Linked DNA regions of Homo sapiens: region 1 is linked to region 2. Evidence: chromatin loops called from intact Hi-C (ENCODE). Cell type or tissue: heart left ventricle. All regions are shown on one strand.

What was found. A loop is a pair of places that touch in the nucleus more often than their neighbours do. Peaks named below come from ENCODE experiments on the same cell type or tissue, not always from the same donor. Only the 100,000 strongest peaks of a DNase experiment are listed, where the experiment ranks them.
Region 1: it touches region 2 in a loop (6-fold over the local background); 3 of 110 quality-filtered maps call a loop at or near these places.

Annotation. Positions count from the first base shown.
Region 1 is chr2:237,089,227-237,097,226 of GRCh38, reverse strand. It overlaps COPS8 (COP9 signalosome subunit 8), which reads right to left. Exons shown (of 8, transcript NM_006710.5): 4 at 7,233-7,365; 5 at 3,030-3,137; 6 at 1,343-1,405; 7 at 358-405. Among named protein-coding and RNA genes, the nearest start is that of COPS8, 7.3 kb to the right of the region's middle. In heart left ventricle, a CTCF peak has its summit at 3,854 (motif pointing left); no DNase peak of the experiment used is centred here.
Region 2 is chr2:237,508,432-237,516,431 of GRCh38, reverse strand. MLPH (melanophilin) reads right to left here. Exons shown (of 16, transcript NM_024101.7): 3 at 5,637-5,858; 4 at 5,331-5,443. MIR6811 (microRNA 6811) reads right to left here and starts at 5,501; the gene lies at 5,444-5,501. RefSeq lists enhancers at 2,648-3,148, 3,149-3,649, 5,030-5,530, 5,531-6,031. In heart left ventricle, CTCF peaks have their summits at 3,258 and 3,476 (motif pointing left); a DNase peak (open chromatin) is centred at 3,471; H3K27ac peaks cover 3,847 bases.

The DNA.
Region 1 (8,000 bases), 420 kb after region 2:
AAGAAAACCCACAAAGAACCTCAAGGAATTTACATTCCAACATTTAAATTACTACACGTCAGCCTGGGGACGCCTTCTGAATAACAGTACTGGTGAACAGCTCTGGCAGGCCTCCCTGACATGAGAATAAGAAGGCTCTGCAGCTGGCCCAGAGGAGGGCACCGCCTCAAGGCAAGCTCTGGGGGAGCCCAGTTTCACTCTTGTAACCAGATGTATTACTACGCATTTATGAAATTTAACCTCTGTTTACAAGGTAAGAAATAGATACACACACTCACACACACATATACATATATACTACAAAAAAGAAATTAGGAACAATGAGACATTAAAAAATGTGCATATGAAAATACATACCTGATAAGGGAATAAACTTGTTAAAGGAAACATCCAGGGCCCCTGCAACTAAATTCAAAAAAAAAATGTACAGCTCAATTTACAGAAGTCATTGTAAAGATCTTTCATAGAACATGCTATTTTCAGCACAACATGCATTTAACGGCCATTTATTTCTCAAACAGGGATAACAACTGTGCTCCATTATAATTCTTTATTATATTACTCTTCCCCCACTATCTCACTTGACTGGGATCATGTCTTCTCACTCTTTGTAACTCAAAGGGCTGAGCACATTGAGAATCCTTTACTGTATGTTCAGCAATGTCTAAACATAGGCATTCCGAGTAGGTGGAAGGAAATTTGGGCTGACGTGGATGAAGGCGGGTTTATGGAAGTGGGCATTAAGCTTGGCTCTAAAGACCTGGCAGAAAAGACACTCCTGGTCAGCAGGAGGAAGAGAAACTATCAGGCGGGAATGAGTGTGGCTCACTTCCAACAGGAAGACTGAGGGGCTGGGAATTCAGATAAAGACAATGAGGGCAGGTCATAGAAATTAAGGCCTTAAAAGGAGGGCTAGAGAAGTTAACTCTGTGAAAGTGGAAGCCACAGGAAAAGTGCCTGTATGACTTGAGTGCAAACAGAAAAGGGGGGCAGTTGAATATTTAAACATTTTTTTTTAATACAGACAACAGCTTGGATATGAAGGATAAGCTCAGTTACAAATGGCTCCATAAAAGGATGGAGATTAATATTTAGTAAAAACTAAGGTGTAAGGACCATGAAAAACCTACGTAAAATCATTTATATACAGGAAATACATTTTTAAGAGTTTAAACTAGGTGATCCTTTCTACCCCGTCTACTACGCTTTATTTAAAATGAGTTATTTCCATTGTGTTAGTATAGCCGAATTTTACATCCAATTATCAAAAACCAAAGACTGAAAACCTGAAGCAGTCTTAGAAGAGTCCAGTGCTGCGTAAATGGGTGAAAGCTCCACCTACCTGGCTTTCTGGGCAGAACCATTCTTGTGGTGGAATCAGCTTGCCATCCTTGTTCTAATATGCCTAAAAAAGTATATTACACATAAAGATCCGGAAAGAATAAAACACCCCACAAAATCCACAACTTGTCCATGACATTAGTTGTACAGAAGACCTGATGTGTTTAGTATAACCCGTCATATGCATTTTTACTAGAAAGGTATATTACAAAGAGCATGGAAACTTATTATTGAAATATTTCTGAAACAGGTATCAAAGCCTCATTTTACTCTATTAGGTTGCTATAATCATTAAAAGATGGTTAGTTTTCTGTCAAGAATATATTATAGTATTAACCTAATCAGTATTATTTAAAACAAACAGAAGGAAAACTGATATGGCGCCTTTTGTGACCATCATATCAGTAATAACAAAGATGGCAATAATAAAAACAGCTTCCATATATGGAAGGTTTACCTGTAGGTACCAGACTACGTGCTTTTATAGGGATGATTTTATGTAATCACCACAACTCTATGAAGTGGGATATAGGGCCATCGTTTGACAGGTATGGAAAATAAAGTTGAGGGAAATTCAAGTGATTTGTCCTAAGTCACATAGCCACTAGCATCAGGGACGGGTGGTACCAGCATTCACATCCAGGTGGTCAGCTGAGAATACGAGCTCTGAAGTATGTTATATATAGAAAATAAATGATGGACCAATTTTAAGAGCCAAAAGAAATAAATGTTTGTATGAGTAAATAAAAGTAATAACTTAGAACTTTCATTAACCTATCTTCATGTATCTACAACTATGCTAGGCCCTGGAAATTTAGGATGTAGTGCGTGATGGTGCTCATATTTTAGCTGGAGAATCAAAAATGTCAATCATGGCAAAACAATGCAACAAGGTGTATACGATATATATATATATTTTTGATATGGAATCTCACTGTGTTGCCCAGGCTAGAGTGCAGTGGCACAGTCTCAGCTCACTGCAACCTCCACCTCCTGGATTCATGCGATTCTCCTGCCTCAGCCTCCTGAGTAGTTGGGATTACAGGTGCCTGCCACCACACCTGGCTAATTTTTTGTATTTTTAGTAGAGACGGGCTTTCACCATGTTGGCCAGGCTGGTCTCGAACTCCTGACCTCATCATGATCCACCCGCCTCGGCCTCCCAAAGTGCTGGGATTACAGGTGTGAGCCACTGCACCTGGCCAGGTGTATACAGTATTCTATAACAACGAGCAACAGGAAGGATTAGTCTGGGCATCAGCTGAGAAATGAAAATGCAAAGTTACATTTGGAGAGACCAGCAGGTATGAGTGGGGAGCAAGCAAGCGCCTAGGGTATGGGTCAGAAATGGCAGGGAAAATGAAAAGGGACGTGGGGATGATGCTGCCTTTATCAAATAAGGGTGAAATAAGGATTTCCAAATATGAGTAAAGAGACCAATTAAGACATATTTTTGTAACCAACTGTGTGGATACTCACACATTTGCTTGCTATAGAACTATTAATATGCTTGACTGCAGGGTGCCTGCTGGGTGTTCCACAACACCTGTTTCATATCACCTCTCAAAAAACACAGCCTGGACTCCAAAAGCATATTCTGTTCCAAGTGTTTCAGAGGAGACTGTGAACCTACAATTCACACTTCTATTTTCCATTTTCCTTATAAGTAAAAAGTAAGCCAAAATTACCTTTCACAGCCTCTTCTACAGGAAGTCCAACAAAGGCTGCAAAATCATCGGCGATGATTGAAGTATACGCTTGAGAGACCAGGGCAAAGGCGCGTCTCCTTGTTGCATCTATTGTGGGAGTGGTGGGTTGGCAGAGAGTGAACCAGGGAGCAGCATTTTCAAAGCACATTGTTAAATCACACCACTGTCCTTGTCTAGTTTTCATAAGCAAGGCCAGATGAACCCAAAGATTTCTGTGCTTATAGATACAAATACATATGCCCAGTATGTACGGGGGGTTCAAATATTGCTGGAAAAAAATACATTTCTTACACTTCCTCTTGGATGAAAAATCTCAGATAATGAAAATTACAAAGATGGAAAAAGGTTACTAAACACAAGGCTCTAACCCTAAGAAAATGCAGTATGTTTATGCAATGGGGATATAAATTTTACTTATCTTATTTCATTTACAAATGCTGGAATCAAAGGAGCAGAAAACTGATTTGCGTAATCAGCTGTCCTTTTCAAAAACGTCTCTAATACAGGACCACACCTGGGAGTTACAGAACAAATCTTGTAACTGGAGCATTCTTCCAAGTCTGCATCAAACTCTTGACTGAATTAAGGTTCAAAATCCTAAATTCCCACCTTGAAAGAATGACTCTAAGAAGGGACTGCCAAACAATACCAGCAACGAAAACTTTCCTGAAAGTGGCATTTAGGATTGTCCCCAGGCTTCCATACCCAATTAAATAAACTCAGGAGTACGGTAGAGTTGAGCACTGTGAAACCAGCTGGCCTTTCTCCCTGGGCATTGCTCATTGGTAATGCAAGAGCTCCTCCACCTGGTGGTCAACATGCTTAGGAAATATTCTGGATTTTACTTTCCATATTTAATAGGCCAGTGTACATATGTAAAACAAACACCCTAACATATTTAAAATCTTCTCTCCATTCCTGGGACATTGTCAAACTACACCAATTCCCCCAGATACCCTTTGTGCCAAACGAGTCCACTGGCTCTCAGACAAGTCTTACACCTTCTCCCCCTGGGGCTTTTGGTTTATGCTATCCCGTGGCCTGAAATGCCCTCCTGTCTGCTCTCTACCATTCCTAAGTCTGTTTATAATTCATTACGATCTCTGCCCTTCTCTAAACTCAGCAGTATTGTTTACACTTCTACTTTAACAAGCAACTTTCCACTACGGCAGACACTGTTCCACCTATCCCCTTCTTTTCAATTATATTCCAAACTTCTCGACAGGAAGGGGTATCTCTTATCCTCAAAGTCCCCCAAACACCTAGCATCTCCAGTGAAATATATGCCAAATACATGCTTGTTGATGGCATCACGAGGACCAAAATGGGGCACGACTCCAACACTTAGGCTTTGTTTTCTCAGATTCCTTAAAAACTGCCGACACTCCCATCCCTTCCCCTCATCTGAGCCCGACATCCTCTCCAGCTTTCACTCAGCCACTGTCTGCTCTTCCTTCTGTGGCTTTACACTTATTATTGTAGGTTCCTTCCTTCCTTCAACCAGCCTGTAACCTAACAGACTTTGCAATACCAAGAAACGTTTTCTATTAAGGCTGCATACATTCAATGGAAAAGAACTGAGCCAACAATGGAAAAGAGCCAACAATGGAAAGTATACTTTTTTTTTTTAGAGAAGTAAAAGTATACACCATAAAACTATATTCATTTGGTAAGTCAACTGTATTTCAAAAACATTTACTTCAGTTCAAATATTCTGGCCATATTTTCAGAGTGGGGAATAAAACAGGAATACAGTAAGAATGGAGGAGATAAAAGGGAGAGAAAAGTAAAAAGATATCACTGGAAAAGGAAAGAAAAACATGTGATGGGAGAAGTGAGTTGACAAAGCAAAAATAAAGGCTAAGTGTTCTCTGTCTCAGAAGCTGCAATATCCACTTGGCACGAATCACATCTACATTCCGACTAGTCACTCTGTGATCCTCAAGTTGTGAAATCTGTAACCTCAGGCCCTAGAATGACACGCTGGAAGGTGGAATAAATTGAGCCAGCACCTAATATCTGTGGCAGTAGTTGATGGAACACATTTTTGGTGAAAACAAATGCTAACAGAATGCAAACTCAGTTGTTCAACAAATACTCAAGTGCTGCTCATCCATCACTGCCAGTGCTGGAGACAGAAGGGAAGATGAACTAGTCACTCCCATCCTTTCGAATCCTCTTCTGTCTTTCCCAGCCATGCTGTGTGCCAGGGAGGTTGGCCGCCAATGCCTGTTGCACCTGAGCTCTCTTGCTTTGGCGAATTGGGGCTCTATCAGGTCAGAGGCTGGGAAGGAAGGTCAGGGAATTCACTTCCTATGCCCTTTCCCTGCCTTGCTCCAGCTGACCTTCTGTATCCATCCTGTGGGGCAGCCCCAGTAACACTGGCCCCTCGCCTTGCCCTTTCAAGCCTCAGATGAGAATGGCTACTGTCTACCTAGTTTCTAAGTACTTCCTCAGCCCTTGTTTCCTGCAAAAATAGTTTTCACTAGCTTCTCTTAAGTCATTTTCAGTTTTCTAATAGGACTGTGCCTAATTTAGAAGAGAATGGAAAGAGATCTAAGAAAGTGATTGTTCTCAACTAGAAAATAAGTTTCTAATAAGTTAAGAAGCAAAATGTTAAATTCATCAGTAAGACCAATCTGTTAAGAGACTATCCTGACCTGGCTGCATTTTACAAAGGAAACCACAGTACCATTCATGAATCTGGAGATTTGTAAAAGTCTCAGGATATGTTCAGGAATACTGTAGTGCTTTAGAATAAGGTACATGTTTATATATTAACTCATTTACAACCTGAAAAAGTACTATTTCTAATCACATTTCACAAATGAGGAAAATAAGACACTGAGGAGTCACCCTAGTAAGTGACAGAATCAGAATTTGAACTCCGGAAGCAAGGACCCAGAGCTTAAACTCCCGCATGGTACGCTATATAGCCTTTCCTGGGTCTACTGAACTGCTTGCCAGGAATTCTCAATCTCATGGAATTCAGTGAGAGGCGGCTCCGGGAAGGAATAAAACTACGGACCCGACGGTGCACAAGAGAATGCTTGCTGAACGAGTAAGGAGTTCCCAAGCCCAGTCCTGCCAATCAACCCGCTGTAAAACACTGGGAAAAGGCACATGGCCTGTGACCGCCCCACCACAATCACAAGGCTGAATCACGAGGATACTATGGAAGTCCACTATAACGCTAATTCCTCAGGGCTTATATGAAGAGGTTTCTGGTGCTACTTTCTGAAACTGCCCCTGCTGTACCTGTGCAATCTTCTTCCACACTCCTCCCTTCCCATCTATCTGCCTGCCTTAGGACTCTGCTCATTTCATTCACATTTAAAGTAGCTGCCTCCTGTTCTGTCACTTACATTGTTATGTTTTATGCTGCTAAGAATTTTACCATTCCAAGGGAATTATGTGCATTTCAGAAACAATCTCTGCTGTCTGCTGCCCTGTAAAGCTGATATCCCTTAGCAGAGTGATGAACAGTTATTAAAAAAATTCCTGCTCACTGACTTCCTCCACAGCAGGAAGGCATACAGTGAAGGTGGATATTAACTATGGAAGTAAGGGTAACAATAAGAAATAACAGTACATGACAACATAAAACAAGATTATATAATTTTATAAAGAGTGAACCAGGAGGACTGGAAGCAAATGCTAGGGGTGAGAGACTGTAGAGAGGCAGGGAATGAGATTTTATTGTGGGATCAGTGCTCTGTCACACCAGGCTTGTAATCTTTCAAAGCAATTAAAAACACATTTGAGCATCTATGTATTAAACTGATAAATTATAAAATCCAGAAGCTTAAGACAACACCTATCAAAGGCTGAGGCTGACAAAATTCAAAGAGCAGTCTCTATTTTCACATCTCTACAAACCCATACCTTAAACTTATTAGAATATTACAAGATCTCGTTTTAATAGCAAAAAAAACTCTTAAAACTGACGAGCAATTTCTGTCTAGAATTAAGAAACAACAAAAGCACAGCAGCCAATGTAATCTCAAGCAACAAAAAATGAAGAAGCATGATTAGGGCAAATCTAAAAAATTCTGAAAACTGCTCTTTTCACCTATCAAAAATATCTACTTAAACACACACCACTGATTTATTACTTCAACACTGCAGCACTTAGGGACTAAGTCTCATCTAATTTCATTTTTAACCACAAAGAAACACTACCTCTAAGTGCTTCCATAATTGGCTGGACCGTCTCAGACCACTGGTGAGCGTTGATGGTTGTATAGATCCCAGGGAAATCTCTCTGCCAGATTCTTTGTCCTACTGACCAAATTCCCCCAAGTTCAGAATTTGCCTGCAATAAATATTATTGCCTTAGAGGGTATTCACTCTGTAAATGCACCAATGATTGTATCTTAAAACAAAATACCAGAAATGATATAAAAACTTGTTAGCTACATCATTAAAACCTAATTCAACATTTATTTTAAAAGATGCAATTACTTTTTCAGCCCAATCACTATCAAAAGGTTTTTAAACACTATGAGCAGTAAGGTAAAATTTATCTGTAGGGCTGATATAAATTTATTACAATAGCAAATTAAGGCATGAGAAAGTAGTCAAAAAACATTTCAGAATTAAGCCTGGGGACTAATTAGCTTAAGGATTGTTTTTAAAGATGTTGTATTTGTATTTCATAGATATATTATGAATATATATTTAGGTCAAAAGTAATAGCAAAATGGTTAACAATAGAGACTCTCAATCTAAGATGTCATACATTGTAGCCTCTCTAAGGATTGAGTTTCCACTAACGCCATTGAAACTTATGTGCATGATTTATAGTACTTCTTTATTTAGCCAAAGAAGCTGAGGAATATTCCAATCTTACTTAACAGAACAGAATGTATGAGGGAAAAAAAAAGAGTAAAAATACTAATCCGATCTCTTGATGAATATCAATAAACAAAAGTTTAGATGAATTCTTGG
Region 2 (8,000 bases):
AGGGAGGTGAGGCCCAGCCCTCATGCCCCCTCTCCTTTCTCTGCCCCCCAGGGCTCCTTCCTCACACTGACCTCCTGGGCCTGGCCTCCCTAGCACAGCCCCACCGTCTCTCCCTCCTTTCTCCTACTGACCTTGGCTTGGCCGGTGCTGTGGCTGTGGCAAGTGATTTAGGAAAGGGACCCCAGGGTTTAGAGCCAGCAGGCCCCGTGGACCATCCACCTTTCTACTCCAGGGGCTGAGGGCACAGCTGGCACTGTGGAGGTCAGATCCTCTGGGCCCAGCCAGGCCTTGCTGCCCCTGGACACCCTTGCCCTGGGACCTGCCCCTTGCTCTCTGTGCCTCACGGGTCACAGGTGTGAACAAGCAGGCATTGGTGCATTGGAGTGTGCATTGTCAACTGCAAAGGGAAGCAGGACTGCGGGTGCAGGGCCCAGGGTGGCCTCAGAGCCACCTTCACTCTCTGCTCTGTGATGTGGGAGCTGGCCCTGCACACCACACCTCTGCCTTGCCTGCTCCTCTGTGAGGGCTCGGCTCGCAGTGAGTGAGAGTGGGAAAAGGAAGGAGAAGGAATGTTCCCCTTCCTGTGGCTTCCAGCACCAAGCCCTTGACCCTGACAGCTGGTCCAGCTTCATCACGGCCCCTGAGACATGGGCACCAGTGGGCAGCACCCCTGCCTTGGAGGGCTGGGTCCCACCCCTGGGTGGCCTCCTTGGAGCTGCCTGTTTCTATTAATCCCAGCCTCTGCCCTTTGCTTGCACCCCTGGTAGTTGTGGGGGATGCAGGCACTCCTGCAGTTATGACCTCTGATACCTCAGTATCTCCTTTTCCCATTCTCAGTTAACAGCATTTCAACCAGTTCCTTATGTGAAACGACCGCGTGGTTTCTGTTTTAGACATTTCCCTGACTGGCCCACCTGTGATCCCCGTGGGGATCCTATCCTCATCTCTCGGGCCTGGGGCCCCTCTGCAGGAAACTCCTCCCTTGTGGTTTTCACTCCCAGAGGCACAAGTGTCCCTATTCACTGGACTGGCTGTGCTGACTGTCCCCAAGTGGGGACAGCAGGGCCTGGCTCTTCCACAGCACTACCCTCAGGACAGCCCAGGACCCGGCACCTGGCGAGCATTCGGCGGATGTACTCAATCAATCACCGACGCATCTTCCAAAGCCTCCTGCGAGATGGAGACCTCACTGTGCACCTCCTTTCATCCGCCCCCGAGTGCCGTACACCCTCCTCCGTGATGTCCACACCAGCTTACAATTCTACCATCGACTGGGCCTTGGGAAGCTCTGGGTTCTCAGGCTCTGTCCTGAGCCAGCAGTGATCTTTTACATGGGTTGGAAAATTAAGTCTCATTGTACAGTTTTCCATTTATAATACAGAGATAGAAATAGTCAACCAGTTGGCAAAACTGGAAATCTGAACGACGGACTTTATAACAAACAGCTGAGATCAGGTGACAAGCACACGCTGTTACTGCCTGTCCTGCCTGAAGCTGCCACTGCCATTCACTGCTTTGCTGCCTGTTTAGGAATGTCTGGGAAGATGCTGGGGTGAGTCAAGGGGACCGGCTGCCTGCCTGGGCTCAGAGGGCCTCAGTTTCCCCAGTGGAAGGAAAGATGGGGGAGGCAGCATGGTACATTTTTTACTTAAATCTTTCTCTTAAAGATAAAAGCTGTCAAGGGTTTTAAAGGGGCCTGCAGGTGCCCGTGTCTGAGCTCTGACAGGTCTATTTTTACACACTCAGCGGATGCCTGCCTGGCTGGCAATGCTGCTGGGGCTCAGAAAACAATGCCCCAAATGAGGGCCTCAGCAGCAGCCTCAGAAGCAAAGTTTCTCTCTGACCTTCTCCTGCCCTCTTGTCTCTCAGGCCCATTCTTCCCCAAGGCCAGCCACAGAAACTAGAATCCCTCTTCCCCAAGGCAGGACATAGAAACCAGTATCCCTTTCTCCCAAAGCCAGCCATAAAACATACAAATATCACTCTTTCCCTCTACTTTTCTGTGTAAAAACTAGCCATAAAGAAATTATCTGGCTGGGCATGCACGGTTTATGCTTGTAATCCCAGCACTTTGAGAGGCCCAAGTGGGAGGACTGCTTGAGCCCAGGAGTTCAAAACCAGCCTGGGCAACATAGTGAGAACCCATCTCTAAAAAAAAACATTAAAAATAAAAAAAGAAATTATCTGACCTTCCTTGTTTGACTTTAGGTCATAAGACCCTCACTCCAGAGAGCATCCCGCCCCATTCTCGGAGGAGGAAAGGCCAAGAAGAATCCAGGCAGACAGACCTTGCTAGGTTCCCCACTCAGCCTATTAGCAGCAGGTCCGGCCTTGTTATATAATCTTCTTTCCACACGCAGTCCACCCTTTCTTGAACCTAAGCATAAAAATGGACAATTTCCCTGCATCTGTGGGTCTGTATTCTGAAGGCTCCCATGTATACACGGTAAACACATTTCTAAATCTTTTGTCCAATGAATCTGCCTTTTACGAGATGATTTTTCAGTGAACTTTCAGAAGGTCAAGGCTTTTGGCTCCGAACGTGCCCAGATGACAGAGCCAGAGAGCAGACCTGGTTTTATTTTTGTTCTCTCTGGACAGTGAGTGCCTTGAGGAGACGCATCCCAAACCAACAGGCAGAGACCCCGTGAACTCCCCCTGCACCCAGGGATGCGGAAATGAGCTTTCTGGGGCCTGGGGACCCACCTGTCAGGGTGATGTCCCCGGCCCCCACAATGAACATGAAGAGGAAGTATCCCAGGATCTCAGGGATCCTTTTAGTGTTGGTCCCTTTTGTCACTCTGCACTTGGGCCAAGGGGGCAACATTATCCTACCTATCTGATCAAGTCATGCTAAAAAAAAGAAAAAAACCAAAAAAATTCCAAAAGATTTTCCTTGTTCCTGACATGGAACAGAGATTTTCTGACCACTCTTGATAGGAGAAAACAAAAATAAAACCACATGAGCATAAAGAACCTAGTGTTGACGTCAGGCGAGGTCTGCACTGTCAGGCAAAGCTACCACCGAGGGAAAGAGGGAAAGGCACTGGAAGGGAAGGCACGGGGGTAGGGGGACTGGGTGCCCAGCGACCAGTCCAGGGGTTTTCCCTTCCTTTCTTGGCCATCGGCCATCGAAGCTGCTTCCTGCAGAGCCTGCCGCGTCCTCTATGGAAGGCCTTGGTGAAACACCAGCACTCTGAAGGTTCACTCAATGAAGACCCCCAGAGGCCCACTTACTAGCTGGACAAGGTCTGCATTAGGCCCTGGCTGGGTCAGGTTTCAAAACATTAACCTTAAGCTTTTTTACCCTCCTTTTTTTTTTTTTTTTTAAAGGCACAGCTTTCCCAGTGTTTGTGTTCCTTGCTTGCGCCCTGTTTTAATGTTGTAGTTACAGGTGTCCAGCAGGGAGGAATGCAGCCCCTGTGGGCGCTTGGGGGAGCTGCTGGGAATCCAAGTTCAAGGAGCAGCTGTTTTCTGTTTTCTGTTGCCCCACAGCGCCACCTCCTGGCCCCTTGGTGGTGATGATTTTGAAGTCAGCAGGTTCTGGTGGGCCGTGTGAACTCCAGCAGCTCTGGGCTGAGCTGTGGAAACACTGCGTCCTTTGAAATAATACAGCTTCCTGAGCCCACCCCAGTCCCTAAAGACTGCCTCTGGGGTTGAGATTCTGAGATGCTTGACAGCATGGCTTTTCCCGGTGTTATGTGTCGTTTCTATCCTTAAGCCTGTTAGGGGTGGACTGGAGGCTGGACCAAGCTCCACTGGCTGCAGGAGGACCCTTCTGTGGGCTCCAGGCTGGCCGTGTGCGTGTGGGGAGGTGGGATTTGCTGCTAGGCTTCATGATCACTGTGAAGAAGCAGCCCCCAAGAATAGGGTGATAGGCCCTCCCCATGTCACCGGCCGTTCCTAGTCACATCTGTTGTTGCAGCATGTTATCAGTAGAGCCTCCTTTTACTCTTAAAAATGCCCTGGTTTGGATGATTGATCATACCTGCCCCCATCCCCACCCCACCACCCAAAAAGTGCAGCCACCCTGTGGTGTGCGGTGTACTGCTCCAGCGGTGCCTCTCCGTGGCCTCTGTCCTAAATTAAACGATGGGCTAAGATGCCTTGAAATGCCTGCAGCAGGCCCGGCGAGAGCTTGAATGCTCAAAGGTGTCTATGCCAACTTCTGCTTCTTCAATCAAACTTGAGGCTTTAAGAGACAGGCACGAATAAGGTGTCTCTCCAGAAGGAAGGCCTGGGGGAGACGCCTGGGCTGGGGCATGGTGAGGACGCCCCAATCCAGAAGCACAGCCTCTGCCCTGGACGTGCCCAGCTGCCGGAGCCAGGCGCTGCCTCGTGGCCCTGGAGAAACTCGCCTTGGTCTTGCAGATGGAGTCATCCAGGACACTGAGACCCCAGACACCTGGCTTGGTGGCGGCTGTCCCACCCGAATGCTTGGCCGGGCTTAGTGGCAGAAGCCTTGGACTCCAGGTAACAGGGACAAGGTGAGCTTTCTCAAAAACACTGATGGGTTAGCTCCCTTCAAACTCAAATGCAAAAGACCCCCCGGCATCCTCCCACCCTCTCCCTGAAAAGATCTCTTCCAAATGCCTTATGGGGGATCTTACAGGCGAACACATTGTTTAGTTTAAGCCTACTGCCTGGATTTCAAATTCATCATGAAATAAATACTTGGATTCAAAAGATGAAAACAACTGAATTACAACAGATTTCTCTAAATCTTGATAATCACCAGATTCATGTGAAATGTTTGTTGAAAAGAGAGAGCCTAGGCCCCAAACCAGATGTCCCAGGGAAGAAGGGCTTGGAAAACATGTAGTATTAACAAGCACCCTGGTGATTCAATCAGCAGCTGGGTTTCAGAAACTTGGCTTTGAGTTCTCAACTTACTTTGAAGATTTGAAAACAATATAATTTCAAATATTGGCAACTTCAGCAGCACCCAGGACTTCTGAGGTGCTCAGACCAGGCCAGTGGGATGCAGAGGTTTGCACCTCACATAAAAAGGAGCCAATTTCACAGGGCACAGTGGCTCACACTTATAACCCCAGCACTTCGGGAGGCTGAGGTGGGTGGATTGCTTGAGCCCAGGAGTTCGAGGCCAGTCTGGGAAACATGGTGAGATGCCTGTCTCTACAAAAATTAAAAAAAAAAAAAAAAAGCAGCCAGAAGCAGGAATTCACAGAGAGGCATGTGCATGCACACACATGTGCACACACACATGCACACACACACGTACACACACACATGCACACTCCAAAGGAACCTGCTTTAATATTCCTAAAATGCCTGGGAACAAAAAGCCGTTCTTACTCTCCACTCCTTACCTCCACCCTGCAGCCGCCCGTGGAGGGACCGGATGACCTTGGCACTTCCGAACCTCTTGAAGCGGGCTTTCACATGCTCATAGTACCACTCCAGTGAGCCGATCTTCACGACTCTGCAGGGACAAGCACAGGCTCATGGCACTGCCTGAGTGCTGTACACAGGCCTGCATAAATCTCACACACACACACACACACACACACGAGTGTGTGCATGTGTGCGTCCACCCTTCTTCAGCTAGCCCCATGGAAGGGACACGCCAGATCCAGAAACTATCAAGGTCATTTTACCTCAAGGCCTGGGCTCACCTGGCCAGATGGCAGGGGTCACAGATCCAGCCCTGCTCCTCCGGGTGGACGCGGCCACAGCTTTTGCAGGTGAAGAGGCCACATTCCAGGCACTGCCTTTTGCTATTCACAAGCAGCTGGTAGGGCTGCAGGCAGCGGGCGCAGTGGGTCTCGTTCAGATGGGCAGTGTCGGAAAGCAGCTCCCTCTTGGAGCTTTCCTTCTTAATCTTGCCCTTCAACGCCCTTGGGAAAATATCAGAAACAAGAAATATATTGGGCATCTTGTTTTTGCAACAGGCTTTAAGTGTGTACACGTACATACACACACACACAGACACAGACACATACACACACACAGTAACTGTCTCCTATGCAGAAAACAGTGACCCAACGTTGGGCAAAGCCACACAGGCATCTTTGTTTTGAGGGCTGAGCTCAAACGGGCAATTTTGGTGGCTGGAATGGAATGGAAACACGTTAATTTCATAGAAATGATATTGCATTTAAGCATTTCTGTGGCTGTTTACAATTGTACCAATTTTGGTTGGCAGGTCACTGCGCCCTCCCCAGGGCAGTCACAGAATCCTGGGGGCAAAGCCAGATGGTGTTTCCTGATCAAGCATTGTTTTGGTCTCCTTCAGCAGGGGGGCAAGAGTTGAGCTAACGCCCCAGGTTTGCTCCTCTAGAGCGCAGCTGAAATGGCTCGGTGAGTTTCCAGAGCAGGAATCATCTAGCACCCGGAAGTCTACAGTTCTCCTAGACCATCCGAGTTTAAATAACACAGCTTCCTGGTGAACCTGCCAAGTTGAACTGATTGGAAAGTGTATCCTTAGATGATAATGAACACATTTCTTTTGTTCTAGATTTCAGAGAATGTCTGCCAAACGTAATATTTTCAGTTTCAGATGAGATAAAATTAATCCATTCTTAGTGACAAAAACAAGAAGGACACTAGGTGCCATTGTCTTCTGAGAACTCTGAAGCACACTGATTTGGAGGCGGACACCCAGAGTGCAGCAAAGGTGAAGAGAGTGGAGGAGTCCCACCAGGCAGGGGGAGGCCACCTCCGGTTTCAAGTGCAATTGGCTGAACTTCACGATTTTCCTCTCTCCACTATTTACAAAAATGTTCACTGAGATGGACACGAAATCAGGCTCTTGTCATAGCTTCAAAAACCAAGAGAAAAAGGGTCAAGCAGTTGTAGGAATCTAGGGGGATACCGCCATCCACAGACTACAGTTTAGATAAAGCTGCATTGACAAGGTAAAGTCTTTGTCCCAAACAGAGGAGCACAAGTCCCTGGAGCCAGATGGGAAGGGCCTCACTCCCTCCATTTCCACCCTTGCCAGCTCTGCACCAACCAGAAAACCTGGAGGCCACCCCTTCGCTGGACAGGGCTTGTTAGCCTCTGTCCCAGGGAGAACCTCTTCTTCTGTATCCAGGCAGAACGGTACCCTGAGGGCCAGCACAGCAGGAAGAAAGACAAGGACATGTGTACTGCCCTGCATTCCAGGCTGGAGGAGTCCTCTTAAATAAGAGCCCAGAAGTGTCCTGGGGCAGCAGCTGGAGGCTGATATATTTCAGAGGCTGAAATTAGGGGAAAGGAGAACTGTACTGTGCTTTAGATTCTTTAAAACATAACTTCCCTTCTTCATAGCCAGAGACCAGGAAGGGAGGGCAGAGAAGACTCCATTTGGGGAGACCAAATGACATCTGCCAGCCACTCCAGGACGTATCAACAAGACCCGGAGCTTCCGATCCTGAGGAGTGAATGGGGCCAGAGCACTCCATGCACTCTGCTAATTGGGTTGACCAGAAGTCACTCCTCAACAGGCAAGAGCCCGGCACGTGGCTCCAATTTAAAGTTAGCTTCAGGAATAAAAGACCCTCCTGAATGTGACTTACCATCAGAAACAGACTCGAAACAAGTCAGCTTGGTGTGCTGAATGGGGCATAAGCAAGTACGTGCAGTCTCAATGAGAGGGACAGAGGAGACACAGGAGGAAACCAGGCTGAGATGGGAGCACCACCGGCTATGCTGGTGGAGGTGGAGAAGAACTGGTTAAGACAGAGATGGCGAGAAATCACAGCTCACAATGGAGGGGGAAATGGGCACAATTTCTACCGTGGAATATTAGATCCAATGATTTCGAAGAGTGGTCTTCAAAGTGTGGTCCAGGGACCTCTCTTCTGGAGGTTCCTAAGATCCTTTAGGGGGGTGAGTCACAAGGCCAAAGCTATTTTTGTAATAATGCTGAGACATCATTTGCCTTTTCTTTGCTCTTTGATGCCTGCACTGAAGGTGTAAAAACAATGGTGGATAAACTGCTGAGGCTTTAGCACGAGTCAGGGCAGTGGGCCCAACTGCTCTGACAGTCATTAGAT